Linked DNA regions of Mus musculus: region 2 is linked to region 1. Evidence: chromatin contacts called from ENCODE Hi-C or POLR2A ChIA-PET data. All regions are on one chromosome and are shown on one strand. Each heading gives the region's core, a stretch centred on a gene start or an enhancer-like site at or near the end of the contact. The rest is flanking DNA. Distances are from core to core; before and after follow the strand shown. Region 1 holds the start of Rdh13 (retinol dehydrogenase 13 (all-trans and 9-cis)). Region 2 holds the start of Zfp667 (zinc finger protein 667).

Evidence for each region. Hi-C counts contacts between places; a loop is a spot of excess contacts on that map. ChIA-PET counts read pairs that join two places held with the same protein, here RNA polymerase II (POLR2A).
Region 2: a loop to region 1 is called in a map of regulatory T cell, with 6 times the contacts of the local background. The contact joins the promoter of Zfp667 here to the promoter of Rdh13 in region 1. A Hi-C loop is called at or near these places in 1 of 37 maps with a recorded cell type or tissue (regulatory T cell). POLR2A ChIA-PET finds 5 or more read pairs at or near these places in 1 of 5 experiments (embryonic stem cell).

What each region holds. Positions count from the first base shown.
Region 1 is chr7:4,444,274-4,451,140 of GRCm38, reverse strand. Rdh13 (retinol dehydrogenase 13 (all-trans and 9-cis)) reads left to right here and starts at 5,484. Exons shown (of 7, transcript NM_175372.4): 1 at 5,484-5,694; 2 at 6,820-6,867. The coding sequence starts at 5,630.
Region 2 is chr7:6,282,733-6,289,793 of GRCm38, reverse strand. It overlaps Zfp667 (zinc finger protein 667), which reads right to left and starts at 3,214. Exons shown (of 5, transcript NM_001024928.2): 1 at 3,140-3,214; 2 at 357-436. The coding sequence starts at 389.

The DNA of each region.
Region 1 (6,867 bases), core at 4,235-6,734:
CCAGATCTTATCATGCAGCTCAGAACACGACTTGAAATTTATAAAGCATTTGTTTCTAGAATTTTCCATTTGGTGTTTTGAGCCAAAGATTAATCTTGTGTGTCTGAAGCTGTGGAAGGCACGTCTGTGGGCAGGGAATGCACTACTGCATAGCTTTCATCTGGGACTGAAGACAGCTGCTCCACTGCTGCCATCACAACTGTCCTCCAGCCAGCAGGAAGGAAGGAGGAGGAAGAGAAGGAGGAAGAGGAAGAGGAGGAGGAGGGGGAGGAAGGGTGGGTACCGTTCCAGTGCTAGGTCTAGTACCATGAGCAAGGAGGGAAGAATAGATCCTGGGGTACAGCTAAACACATGTGGAGGTAGCTGATGCTGGAGCTGTTGCTCCTCTTCAGTCTATAGTCTGAATCTGAGCCTGAAAAAAAGCAGTTATGACAAATACACACACACACACACACACACACACACACACACACACACACACACACACACACATACACACACACACACACACACAGAGAGAGAGAGAGAGAGAGAGAGAGAGAGACATGAAAACAAAAAGCAAAGTGAGCAAACAAACACCTCCCCAGTCATGAAAACAGTCACCTTGCTCATGACCTTTCATTTCTCTGTGGCTCCCCAATACCCTCCAAGCCACAGACAAGCTTTGCAACCTGGCCTTAAAGTCATAATCTAGGTCCTTTTTTTGAGGACTGCAGACTCATCTCTTCCATCTATGCAATGTCACCCCAAAATCAAGCTGCCACCTCCTCCCCACTTTAGATGCATCTCTGCCTTCTGCTTCTTGCCTAGTTCTTCTCACATTTGGAAGCACCCTTCCTGGCCAGCGGTGTGTCCTGCCTCCCTGCCCAGGCCTCCTCTGCCCTCTCCAGGGTTGCCTCCAGCCTATCTTTGCCCAGGCTCTGTGGTCCTGGCAGGCAACATCACCAACTCTCCTTTTTTTTTTTTTTTGTCTTTCTTCTTTCCATCCCCAGTCCTCCTTTCTCACCCAGCCTTGGTTCCTCCATCTCTCGCCTCTCTTCTCTTCTCTGGGTTATTGGAACATGAGTGGAGTGCTTGGTGTGTGGTATGTTAGATTTACGAGGCAGCTTAAAGAGACAGGGTACTGGCCTCGACAGACTGGACTGTTTATTTCTAACAGTCAGGGGCTGATACATCAGAAAAGGGGTCTGCCAAAAAAGGGAAGGGATACTTGGAGTTTATATGGGAGGTTTGGAACATGGGACGTTAACACAGCTTCAGGTAGCCAAATGCTAAGTCTGCAATTCCTCCTGGAATTGTTTGTCCAGACAAGGCTATTTTATGTTTAGAAGCCGCCTTGCCCCAGCTATCAGGATGTGGATCATAGTGGGAGACTGAGTTTGGCAACTCAGTGATGGGAAAGGGGTTGGAGTTTCAACATAGGACCTTTGTCTGGGTCTGACAGAGTTTGCTCAAGGTTTATTCTAACAAGATGTACTGATAAACAGAATATGTGTTTTACCAGCTGTGGCCATGTAACAAATGACTTCATTATCCAGTAGCTTCAAACAAGGGCCTCTCTGGGAGCTGAGGATCTAGCTCAGTTGGTAGATTGCTTGTCTACCATTCATGAACAAAGCCATGGGTTTGATTCCCAGTACTGTGTTAAATAGGTAAGTTTTCCTAGCACTTAGAATGCTCAGTCAGGAACCACAGTGTTAGCATGTTAACGTTTCTTCTAGGCTCCACCCAGCAGTTACCTAGCAACAGTCAGGTATGAGAGCCTGGCTTCCTATAAAAAGACTGGGCTTTCTGGAGCTCTGACTCCTACTTCTGATCTCTCCCCCTGACCCCTTCCCCCATTCTCTCGACATGTGTTCTTGGTCAGCCTCTCCCTTCCCCTTCCCTTCCCCCTCCCCCTCCTTCTCTCCTCCTCCTCCTCTTCCTCCTCCTCCTCCCTCTCTCTTTCCTCTCTGCTCTTTTTATCTGTCTCTACTCCTTTCTCAACTCCCCTTCTCATGCCCCCAAATAAACTCTATTTTATACTAGACCCATTGTATGGCTGGTACCTCAAGGGGTGGGGATGCCTCAGCATGGGCCTGCTGAGGCACCCCCTCCTGCTGCATCATACCTTGTTTTACAAAACATATCACCCAGCACTGTACAAACCAAATGTGGTGGGTAGAGTGGGGTGGAGGCAGGAGAATTGGGAGTTCAGGGTCATCCTCAGCTACACAGGGAGTCTGAGCCACACTTTCAAAAACAAGGGTTGGAGGTGGAGGGAGGAAGAAAGGAAAGAAGGGAGGGAGGGAGGGAGGGAGGGAGAGAGAGAGAGAGAGAGAGAGAGAGAGAGAGAGAGAGAGAGAGAGAGAGAGAGAGAAAGGTAGGGAGGAAGTGAGGGAGGGGAGGAGGGACTGAGAGAGACCTTTTCTGGATGTCTTGAAACTTCTGCCCTGGGAAATCAGAGGACCCTATGGAGGACTACTCTCAGCACCTGGGACAGCACCCAGTGTGCACCATTTTTTTTTTTTCTTGACAATATCAATCTTGGCAAAGGGTGCAGAGTCAACCTGAAGTGCACAGAGACATTCCACCCACCTTGGGTGTGTCTCGGAATTGGACAGGAGGTCTTCAAAAGCAGAACTTTGCTTGCATCTTCCTCTTTGTAATAACCGCGTTCTAGGCAGCCCATGTTCTGGAACTCACTATGGAACAGGTTCTTGTAACAAATGCCTTCTTGACATTTTCTTTTTTTCCAAATTGCATGGTAGGGGCTGGCAAACTGTCTCTCTGCTTGTTTTCCACATAAAGCTTTATTGCAACATAGATGCAGTGGTTTGTTTGTGCATCGTCTGTGTCTGCTTCCTGCTTCTGTGGAGGAGTGGCTGCAATCCCAGGGCAGTTGAGAGGACTAAGAGCATTCTCAGTAGGAGTCTGTTCTAGGAGTAGATGATTTTAGGCTGAATGCACTCAAGGTTGTCCTCAACTACATAGTGAGTTAGAGACCAGCCTAGACTACAAGAGGCCCTGTTTCCAAACAAACAAACAAAACAAAAAATGTAGCACCCACTGTGGTTTTTCTGCTTGTCTTCTTCTTACCATTTTAGTCAGATGAAACACCATGATCAAAGCAAGTTGAAGAAGAAAGGATTTATTGACTTACATGTCCATATCATGTTCATCATCATAGGAAGTCAAGACAGGAACTCAAACGGGGCAGGAACCGGGAGGGAGGAGCTGATGCAGAGGCCGTGAAGGAGTGCTGCTGGCTGGTGTGCTCTCAACATTCTTATCTTCTAAGCTTCCACAGAGCAGCCCACTAAGCTCTCAACACTCAAAGGCCCAGAGTTCCAAGGTTCTTTCACAATCCTCCCTGAAACACATGGTCAGGTCTGTCACAGCAACACCCAACTCCAGGTGCCAATTTTCCAACCACGGTCTTTCCAAGTCCATTGTTTCACTGTCATTGGAGTGTCATTCTTCAGGATTCTGGTACACACTGAAGACCAGCCTCTTGGACTGAACAACTACTGAATTCTTTGGTCATTGGTAGACAGCCATTGTTGGACTAGCTGGATCACAGCCTGTAATCCTTTCTAATTATCCTCTTCCTCCCCAACTCGCTTTTGGTCATGGTGTTTTATCATAGCAATAGTAACCCTAACTAGGACACCTCCTCACATTTGTGGTAGATGAAGGCTCTCAGACATTTGAAAAACACTCTTTTTAAATGAAAAGTTATTTATTTATCTTATGTGTGAATGTTGTACCTGCTTGAGTTGTCTCTGAGCCATTTTTGTGCAGTGCCTGGGAAGGCCAGAAGAGGGCGTCTGAATCCCTGAAACTGGAGTTAGACATGGTTGTTGGGTGCTGGGGTCCTCTGCAGCAGCAGCAAGTGCCACTGACCTACCTTTCCAGTCCCAGGAGAATCAGCCTTTACTGTTACTGTCAGGGAAACTGTGTGGTAAGGATTGAATTCAGTAGCTGTGCTTGGAACACAAGAGGTGTTAAGTAAGTTGCAAGAAGTTGTGAGTGAGCACTCACAAGTGCACACTAAGGCCAGTTGTTCTTTTTTTCTTTTGGAATGACCAATCATTTCCTAAGTATAACTTCTTACAAAGGGAATGTCTGGGTCAATAGTATACACGGATCATCCTGTGACAGGTGTCTGACTAGACTTTCAGGAACACCAGATAATTGACTCCCACCAACAGGGAGTTTCCCCTGATCCTTGCCAACACTGAATATTTATTATAATGTTGCCAATCTGATAATTGAAAAATATTTATCTCCTTGTCACCTTCATGAAGACAAACAGGTGTCAAGTGTGCTGACATTTTCTAGTGACAGGATGTATTTGTCCACTGTCTATAGCCTTTTTCCTAACTTCCTTTCTTTTCCTTCCTTCCTTCCTTCCTTCCTTCCTTCCTTCCTTCCTTCCTTCCTTCCTTCCTTCTGTCCGTTCGTCTGTTTGTCTGTCTGTCTTCCTTTCCTCCTCTCCTGCTTCTAGACACTAACACTTTAGTATGTTTTAAATATATTATTCTTTCCTTTTGGTGTATAAGTGTGTGGACACATACATGCCGTGGTGGAAGGTCAGAGGACAACTTTTGGGAGTTGATTTTATCTTTCCACCATGTTCTAGGAATCAAACACAAGTTGCAAAGCTTGTATGACAAGTGTCTCTACCCCATGCACCATCTCACTGTTGTTTTAAAGCCAGTATCCTTCTTTTCCTTCAAATCCAATGGTCCAGGTCTCAGTTTCCTCCCTCAGATCCAAAGCCCACACCCCAGACTTCCACTCTTAAACACAAGAGTCCAAATCCTACCCTTCTCCCTCAGACTCAGGAATCTATACTTCACCCTCCTCCCTCAGACCCAGGGGTCCAGGTCCCAGCCTTCTTCCCTCCTTCACAAGGCCTACACAGAAAGTGCTACCATTAACTATTATTTAGAGGAGAAAAACCATGGTTCATTCTACAGGGTCTCGATGTCTGGAAATGGAAATGCTTGGTACCAAACTATCTATCTATCTACTTTATTTATTTTCTTCCTCCCAGATAGTATTCTTCTGCATGGATCTGGCTTCCTAGAACTCCCTCTGTAGAACAGGCTGGCCACAAACTTATGGGTTTGCCTGCTCCTGTCTCCGTAATGCTGGGATTAAACGCGAGCACCACTACCACCCAGCTACTATTTTTTTTATTTCTTCCTTCTTTCCTTCCTTCTTTCCTTCCTTCCTTCCTTCCTTCCTTCCTTCCTTCCTTCCTTCCTCCCTCCCTCCCTCCCTCCCTCCCTCCCTCCCCCCCTCTTTCTCTCTCTCTCTCTCTCTCTCTCTCTTTTTCTTCCCGAACTTCAGGACGCCCTTGGATTGGTTGAGTGTGATGACATTTGATCTGGTAGCTGACACGCCTGTCAACCTCGGCCGCATTCCATCTCCAGAAACTACGTTTCCCAGCATTAAGTGCGCCATGGGCCTACTTCCTAAAGCCCCGCCTCCACATCTGGTCACTCCCCATAGCCGGGTTCTGGTGGCTGTGTGATTCCACGTTCACGCTACTCGAGCGCACGTGGGTTCCTGGGCAGCGCGTTCGTCCGCGGAGTGGCCTGGAGTGCAGACCCACGGACACCCTTTTCCCCAGCCTGGGATGAGCCGCTTTCTGCTGCCGGTGTCCGTAGTGGGCACGGTGATCGGCGGCACCGTGCTGCTCAAGTGAGTCTGCGCGTCTTCTCTGCGCGCTTGGTGGTAGGTTTGCGACAGGGGAATGCCAAACAAGGCCAGAGAAGTATCCCTTGTCCTAAGTCCTCGGACGAATTCTTCCCGCTCACTAGTATGGCTTTTCCGGGAGAGGAGGGCGGGTCACCTCTTCAAGGTCACCTAGGGAGAAGGGGTGGAGCATGGATCTTGTGCTCATTTTATCTCTGGACCACTCCTTCTCTACCCTTTCCTCTTTGCCCAGCCTGTTTGCCTCCCCTTCCTTCCTTTCTTCCCTTTCCTCTCCTCCCCCGTCCTTCTTTCCTTCCTTGCGTTTTTCAGACTGGGTCTCACCATGAAGCCTTGGCTGGCCTGGAACTCGTTATATTGACCAGGCTGATTTTGAATTCACGAGAGATCTGCCTCTGCCTCCTGAGTGCTGGGACCAAGGACATGCGTGTCTGTCACCGCTAACAGCTTACATGAGGTGTTTCCCTCCCCGCCCCCCCCCCCCCCGCATGTATGCATATGCTATGCTTTCGGAGGTTAAAAGAAGATGTTAGATCCCGTGGAACTGGAGTTATTGTGAGTCACCGTGTGGGGTGCTGGGAGCTGATCCTGGGTCCTCTGTAAGAGCAGCAGTGCTCTTACTGCTGAGACATCTCTCCAGCTTCTTGATGTATACACACCCGCTTCCCAATCATTGTTCTCCAACTTCCATGGACCCCTTCTGACACATGCTCCTTCCAACGTCATGCATTCTGTCTGTCTGTCTGTCTATCCATCCATCCATCTATAGACAAGGCAGCATGTAGCCTAGGCTGGCCTTGAGCTTGCTCTGTAGTCGAGGATGATGACCTTAAATTCCTGGTATTCCTGCCATTGCCTCCTGAGTACTGGGCTTGCAAGTGTGTACCACCACTTCTGGCTATTGTCTTTTGTTTTTATAAAAGTATGAATAAATGATTGTTACCTCTTGGAGATGTTCCAACGTATAATCCTTTTCTGAGGCCATGACGAGGACTCCCGTGTGTTTGGGTGCTTTGGTGATGGATGTGAGCTTACGAGTGCTTTGCCCCAGCTCATAAATCTTGAGGCAGGCACGAGGCAGACAGAACTCACTGTGCTGTTTCTCACCTTCAGGGACTATGTCGCTGGTGGGGCTTGTCCCAGCAAGGCCACCATACCTGG
Region 2 (7,061 bases), core at 1,965-4,464, 1.8 Mb before region 1:
TTTGTTTTACATTTATCTACTTATTTGTGTGTGTGCGTGGAGAGGGATGTGCCATGGTGCGAGATGGATGTCAGGAGACAGTTTGACATTCTCTCCTACCACAATGTAAGTCTTGAGAACCAACCTCAAGTGGCCAGGCTTGGTGGTGGTGCCTTTATCTGATGAGCCACTGCCATCTTCCTTAGCTCCAGGAAAACTTATATAGAGTACCTAGGCCTCGCTCTGGGTTGGCTATTGGTATTACTCCCATGAAAATGGTTGCGGGGGGGGGGGGCGGGGGGGGCAGGGGGGGGGCGGGGGGGGGAGGGGGTGACTGTGCGGGACCAGAATGAGCCAGGGTTACAGTCACCACTTACCTTGGATTTTGATTTCCCGCGGACTGCAGGCATCCTTTCCTCCCGCTGCTGATGGTCCACATTCAGACTGAGGCAGAGTGCTAGCAGAAAAGAGATGAGGAAGCTCAGTGGCCCTGATGTCCCCAGTCACCTGTGCCAGGCCAAGGTGCCTGAAATAAGCCCCCCCCCCCCATCATTAGAGTCAGGAAGGGGCAAGAAGAGAATCACACAACATTGTCTGTTCCTATGAGCTCCTGGCCAGGACACTAAGGAAGAGAGTACAGACACCTACCTGGCCACCCATCTTATGGCAGGTGACTGCAGGTGACAGGTACCGTAATGAGAGTCAAAGCAGGAAAGTTGCTGTTCCCAGGCACTGTTTGTTCCGGTGGGGACAAGGCACCTGAACCAATCCACAGGGCACGTAGTGATTTGGGGTCAAGAGCAGGAATCCTTACTATTTCCTTCACTCCTCCCAGAGCTACAAACCCAGAGAAGCTGAGTGACAAGAAGCACGTGCTGAGCCGGGCATGTAGCTCAGTTGACAGAGTGAGATGGCCTGGCATGCACTAAGCCCCAGGTTTCCACATCCAACATAACATAAACTGGGCATGGGGGGCACATGCATACCCTAAGAGGTAAAACAAGGGCCGTATAGCGGACCAGAGAGGGGTGCAGGAGTTACGGTTACCTCTCTAAGAAGGTAGCCATAAGCTGACATCTGAATGTGAGCCACAGGGTACAGGGAAGACACTTTTCCAGGTACAGCCAAGGCCCTGTGCTAATGAAGCCCGGACTTGATGTGTAGAGAGATATAAGAAGGCTGTGTGTAGCCAGAAGTGGGAGGGGTTGGGATGGGGGTGGAACGTGCCCTTAATCCCAGCTAGGACTATACAGAGAAACCTCCCTCACACTTGGACATCCTACCCCACTACCCCCCATCTCCCCCTCCCACCCCCACCCTCTGGCAAAAGAAAAAAAATGGCTGTGTGCTAAGACAGAGTGAGGTGAGGAAGGCTTGTGGAACCAGATCAGGAAGGTGACAGTGAGCAGTTTCTGTGATAAGATATAACTGGGGGAAAGGTGAGAGGAACTGAGCAGGAGAGAGACTAATCAGACTTTCTACTTAACAAAATTTGGAGGTGGCTACACGGCATAAAAATGGCTTTGGTGACTGTGGAGAAAGCAAATGGTGTACTAGAGTCAGTCATTAGGCAGCTATCTCCAAAAAAATGTGGACAAAGTGCAGCCAGTAGGGACTAAGGAAACCTCTTTACCCATGTGTCCACAGGAGTCTCCATTCTGAATTTAAGAGCAGTGCCTGTGTAGCCCTGTCGTGGAAATCTATTTGTAAACCAGGCTAGACTTGACTTCACAGAGACTCACCTTCCTCTGTCTCCCATGGGCTACTGTGTGCTAGCATTAAAGGTGTCTGGCCTGAGGCCCTTCCCACTCCCCACCACTCCTCTACTGAAGCCTTCAAGCTACCTTGATAAGGAAGACACCCAACAGGTTCCACAGGTCAGGGTAGGATGCAACTTTCCCGCAGGACCATTCTTGGGCAGACACCAAGAAGCCAGGTTGCTTGCCTAGGGATAAAAGGAGTCTGGAGGGTGTGTGCACCACTGCTCAATCCAGAACCTCTGCTAGAGGTGAAAGACGGCCAAATTCCAAATGTAGACACTAAAACTCCTTTGGAATTCACCACTACAACCCTACCTGTACACAGGCCAACAACACAACAGCAAACCTCCACCGTCAGCACTACAACAAAGGCCAGACTCTACACCGCACTCAGTATGTCCCAGGCATTGTACAAGGCATTTCACCTGTATTATTTCACAGTCCGTTTAGCCTTTCCATCAACACTCTGATGAGCGCCATTTATCCCTTTGTACAGAAGGAAAAGTCTCATCCTTAACAGGTTCAGTTTCCCAGACTAGGCCATCACATCTCCTCCTCTAGAGGAGCCCGTTGCCACGGTAACAAATGAGATGAGGCACGATCAATCACACACTGGCACACACTCACAAAGCCATTGTCATCTGATGGCTCACTGTATCTCTAGACTTTGATAAATAACTTCATCAGCCTCTCTCTCTCACACACACACAAACACACCCGCCAACACTCTCACACCAGCACAGCTAGTGACATAGAGATACTCAGAACTGTGTGCCCACACCCTTGGGCCCCTCTAGCCTGCGGTGGCCTCCTTTCCCACTAGGACCTGTACAGTCACCTGTCCCTGGGCCCCACAGGCCGAGTGCCCTCAGACTATGATAAACAGCTCCATCAGTCTATCACACTCACACACAAGTACAACCGAGATGCTCAGAACTCTGTTCCTACATCCACTAGCGGCCCCTTGTAGTGTCTTCCTTTACACAGGGCACACTGGTCACATCACGCAGTTGGTGGTATTCGCACCTGTTTCTTGGGGCTCACAGGCCTAGTCGGTCTCTCCCTCTCCCTTCCCCCCTCCCACTTCCCTTCTCCCGCGCCCCCCTTCCACTTCTCTTCTCTCGCGCACACACATATACACACGTGGAGTCTCCTGAAGGATTCTCATACTGTGTTCACCCCACAACAAACAATATACGCCAAGCATACACGAAGCTTCAGGCGTGCACCCGAATCAACTCAGATCACCAGAGCGACCCACGCAAACAGGTCTCTGTCTCTCTCTGTCTCTCTGTCACACACACACACACACACACACACACACACACACACACACACACACACACACGCTATCAATCATTCCCACTGAAGGAAGGCTCGCAGTCACCAGACCCCCTCACCTGTCTCCCTGCTGCGTCCTCCGTCTCACAGCTGCCACAGAACTGCTAGCAACAGAGCTCCCGCGCCTGCGCACTCGCCTCCCAGACCCCCAGGGATCCCTTCAGGGCCTCTCCCCGGTCCCCCCGCCCCTCCAGAAGGACGCAGGCCAGTGCGGCCCCGCCCCCAGGGCTTCCCCCGGAGCGCGGAGCCACGCCCCCTGACACGCAACTAGACGCTGCAGTCGCAGAACCCCGGAGACAGCGCGAGGCCACGCCCTCAATAATTTGGTTGGCTATTCTGCCGACCCGTGTGCGCCCTCCTACGCTAAGCGCTTTTCTAAGGGGTTCGGCCAAGCTCCCGTTAGAGTCCATTCAGCATGCGTCCTTTCCGGGATGCTTCTCCTAGCGTTCCACACCTCGGACTCACTGGGCTTCCACGCGCCTTACGCCGTGCGCAACCGCGAGCTTGTACCGCCAACCTCAGGCTTTGGCAAGAGACTAAGGATATCCACGCCCAAAAGGGTGTTTCCATCCTCGTTGTCGCCTGTCTGGAGACCTTGTGACCCTCAGAGGAGAGGACAGAGTTTCTTCTGTGGCTGTTTAGAAAGCCATGGGGGAAACGATGGGCACGTGAGAAGAGGAGCGTTCCACCTTGGAGTCTGATTGAAGACTCTCCACAGCACAATTCAACACTTATAAGGCCGTACTCCCTCCCAAACTATAAACCTGAAATTTTCTAGGAACTCAGTATAAATCTCACGTAAAGGGGAAAGGCCTGCCCTAAACCTCTTGAGCAACCCTAATGATTTCTGGTCCTACCTTATCAAATTATAACTCCATTCAAGCCACTTCCGGAGTCACTTTACATCTCACCAAGTAGAAAGAGAATAGGGGTAATACTTGAGGAAACCCTAGGCTCAGTGAAGGACAAGGAATGACTCTCGGGTCGCACAGCAATCACCAGGATAAGGGTAGACTAGACACCAGACCCTGTTATGGCATCCCTTAGCAAGAACACAGTCATTGGTGTGTGCACAAGTGAAATGCTGTCAGCTGCACAATTCAGTATACCCAACCTGCGTATAAATATAAGTGCCTAGAGAAAGGGAAGTGACTCATTTAGATCTTCAGTCAAGACAGTGATGAGCGTCAACTGTGACATCTGAATGGTCATGTGGGAAACAACGGCACTACTGAGCAAACACAGCATTTCATTTCACCGATGGGAAAACTGAGGTTCCAAGCACATTGGACCTTACCTGAGGCCCCAGAAATAGGAAGTAGGAGGGAAGCACAGAGGTTAAGTTCTACACATCATTTCTCTAAAGGGGAAACCAAGAGACTGAGAGAGCCCCAGTCCAAGAATGGGGGTACAGGGTGGGAGGCTCCAAAGAAGAAGTGTGACTCAGATTCTCACAAGTCTTTCAAAACCTCCATCTATCCAGGAGAAACTATGATGTTACTACCAAAAGAGGCAGGGAATTCGTTATCTTGGAGACCAGAAAGGGTGAGACTAAAGGTTGCATTCATTTCCCAGTGAATGAAAACTAAAATAAAATAAAAAGGGAAGAACATGACTGTTCCTAGGTATGGTAGATGAGAAGGTTTATTGTAGATAAAGGGACACATAGTCAGAGGCACGGATGTCTGAGAGAGTCCAAAGTGAACATGACCCTAAGCAATATGAGGAGAGGGAGGAGGGGAGAGAAGAGGGCTAGACCAAGAGGCCAGGAGGCTAAAGAGAGTAGGTGAAAGGACCAGGTAACCAAAATGATTGGATTGCATAGGGAAGGAGAGCTGGGGGAAGGGTGGCCCAGCCCCTGGGCTGGAGAAGTTTAGGGTAGAGGGCAGAGTATGCCTGCCAGGAGGGCCCTGTAATAGGTACAAACTGAGAAAGGCAGGTAGAACCTGGTGGCCAGGTCCCCTTTAATATCTTAAGTAGGCACTTTTGTCTGGGGCTTGAAACTTAACACCCAGGAGACCTCTTTGGACCTCAGGAACGTGCACGCCTTGCATGCTCAGACTAGCCTCTCCTGTCATACTTGCAACTGTCCAGTTGACCCAGAGGAAATAAGAAGAGGCCCCGCCTCAATACACTTATGCCACCCTGAAATGTGTCCTTTTGCCTACTGGGGGTGGAAGGATACAAGGTTGGGGAAGGGGTTTGTTGAGAAGACCAGCCACGGAGTAAAGAGTAACAACACCATGAAAAAAAATTGCATGAAAAAAGGCCAAAAAGAAACTTAGAATTTAGGCTGATGAGATAGCTTAGTGAGTAAGAGCATGGACTGCTCTTCCAAAGCAAAGTCCAGCAACCACATGGTGGCTCACAACCACCCGTAATGAGATCTGATGCATTTTTCTGGTGTGTCTGAAGACAGCTACAGTGTACTTATTTATAATAAATAAATCTTTGGGCGAGAGCGAGCCGGAGTGAGCAGAAGTCCTAAATTCAATTCTCAACAACCAAATATAGGCTCACAACCATCTGTACAGCTACAGTGTGTACTCGTATACATAAAGTAATTAAAAAAAAACTTAGAACTTGTATACTAACATAAAAAAGAATTAAAATGAAGTGAAGAAAGAAAGAAGAAAAAGAAAAAGGAAGCGAACAAATAGGCCTCTCCACCAGTCGGAATCCTGCTCTCTCTAGAAGCAGTCTTTCTCCCCCTAACCTAACCAGCGGTCTAGCGTTTCTCTGTCTCCAAGGCTACAAATTGTAGGCTTGAAGTGGTGCAGAGACTTCTGGGTATTGTAGTGTCAAGGAAGCAGAGAGGTGGGAGGCGCGCTTGTCAATAAAACGGAGTTTGTTAGCAGAAACGTCTGAACCAAGGAATGGTTTGGAAGACTGAAAACGCCTTGCAGATATTCTTAGGGTGTTAGCATTGTGTTAGGAAAGAGGGAGGCGAAGAAAGGGCTAGGCGCGAGGGATTGTGGGAGTTGTAGTTTTGCATTCTGTGGCGATCTGGAGACGGAAATGACGAGACTGCCGCCTCGCGTCAGATGTGAGGACAGCAGACCCTGTGTTTAATCTGCTTTTCCCCCCCAAGCCAGAGTTCCAAGGTCAACTAAAAAGGCTGATTCCCACAAGGATTCTCATGACCTTCCTAAGAGCACCGGCGACGTGTGAGGATTGGAGTGTGGAGTGATTGGAGTGGGAGTGAGGGTATAGGACGGGGGGAGGGGGGCGGCATTTGTGCAACAATATGTATGTGCAAACCCTCACGTTGTGTCTGGCTGTCTGCTTTATAGTAAATCAACAGGAGCTGGAGAGATATCTCAGTGGTTAGAATACTGGCTGTTCTTCCAGAGATCCTGAGTTCAATTCCCAGCAACCACATGGTGGCTCACAACCATCTGCCCTCTTCTGGTGTGTCTAAAGACAGGTATAGTGTACTCATATACATAAAAAAAATAAATCTTTTAAAAAATAAAAAAGTAAGTGAGCAGAATGCAACAATATGGAGTACTCAGGTTTCTTTTCTCCTCCAAATTGGACAGGAAGTCCAAAATCCGACTCAGCTTGAGGCAAGCTGGGTCACTGCCCACTCTGATGAGCATTCTTGTTCCTCTGGTCTGAACTGTAACTTATTAGGAGCCAAGTTAGTGTGGTTGCCAAGGATAAAGCAGTGCATATAACCGGTATCTAGCCTTGAACCTTACTTTTTTTTTTTTTTTAAGATGTTTTTATTTTATATGTGTGATTTGCCTTCAGGAAGTATGCCATATGTATGCAGTACCAGCAGAGACCAGAAGAGGGTGGCAAGTCCCCTGTAACTGGAGTCACTGACAGTTGTGAGCTGTTGTCTTTTGCAAAAGGAGCCCTGTTCTTAACTGCTGAGCTATCCTCTTGTTTTTTGTTTTGAGACAAAATTTCATGTATTCCAGGTTGGCTTGAAACTCACTATATAGTCAACAATGGCTCTCAACTCCTGATTCT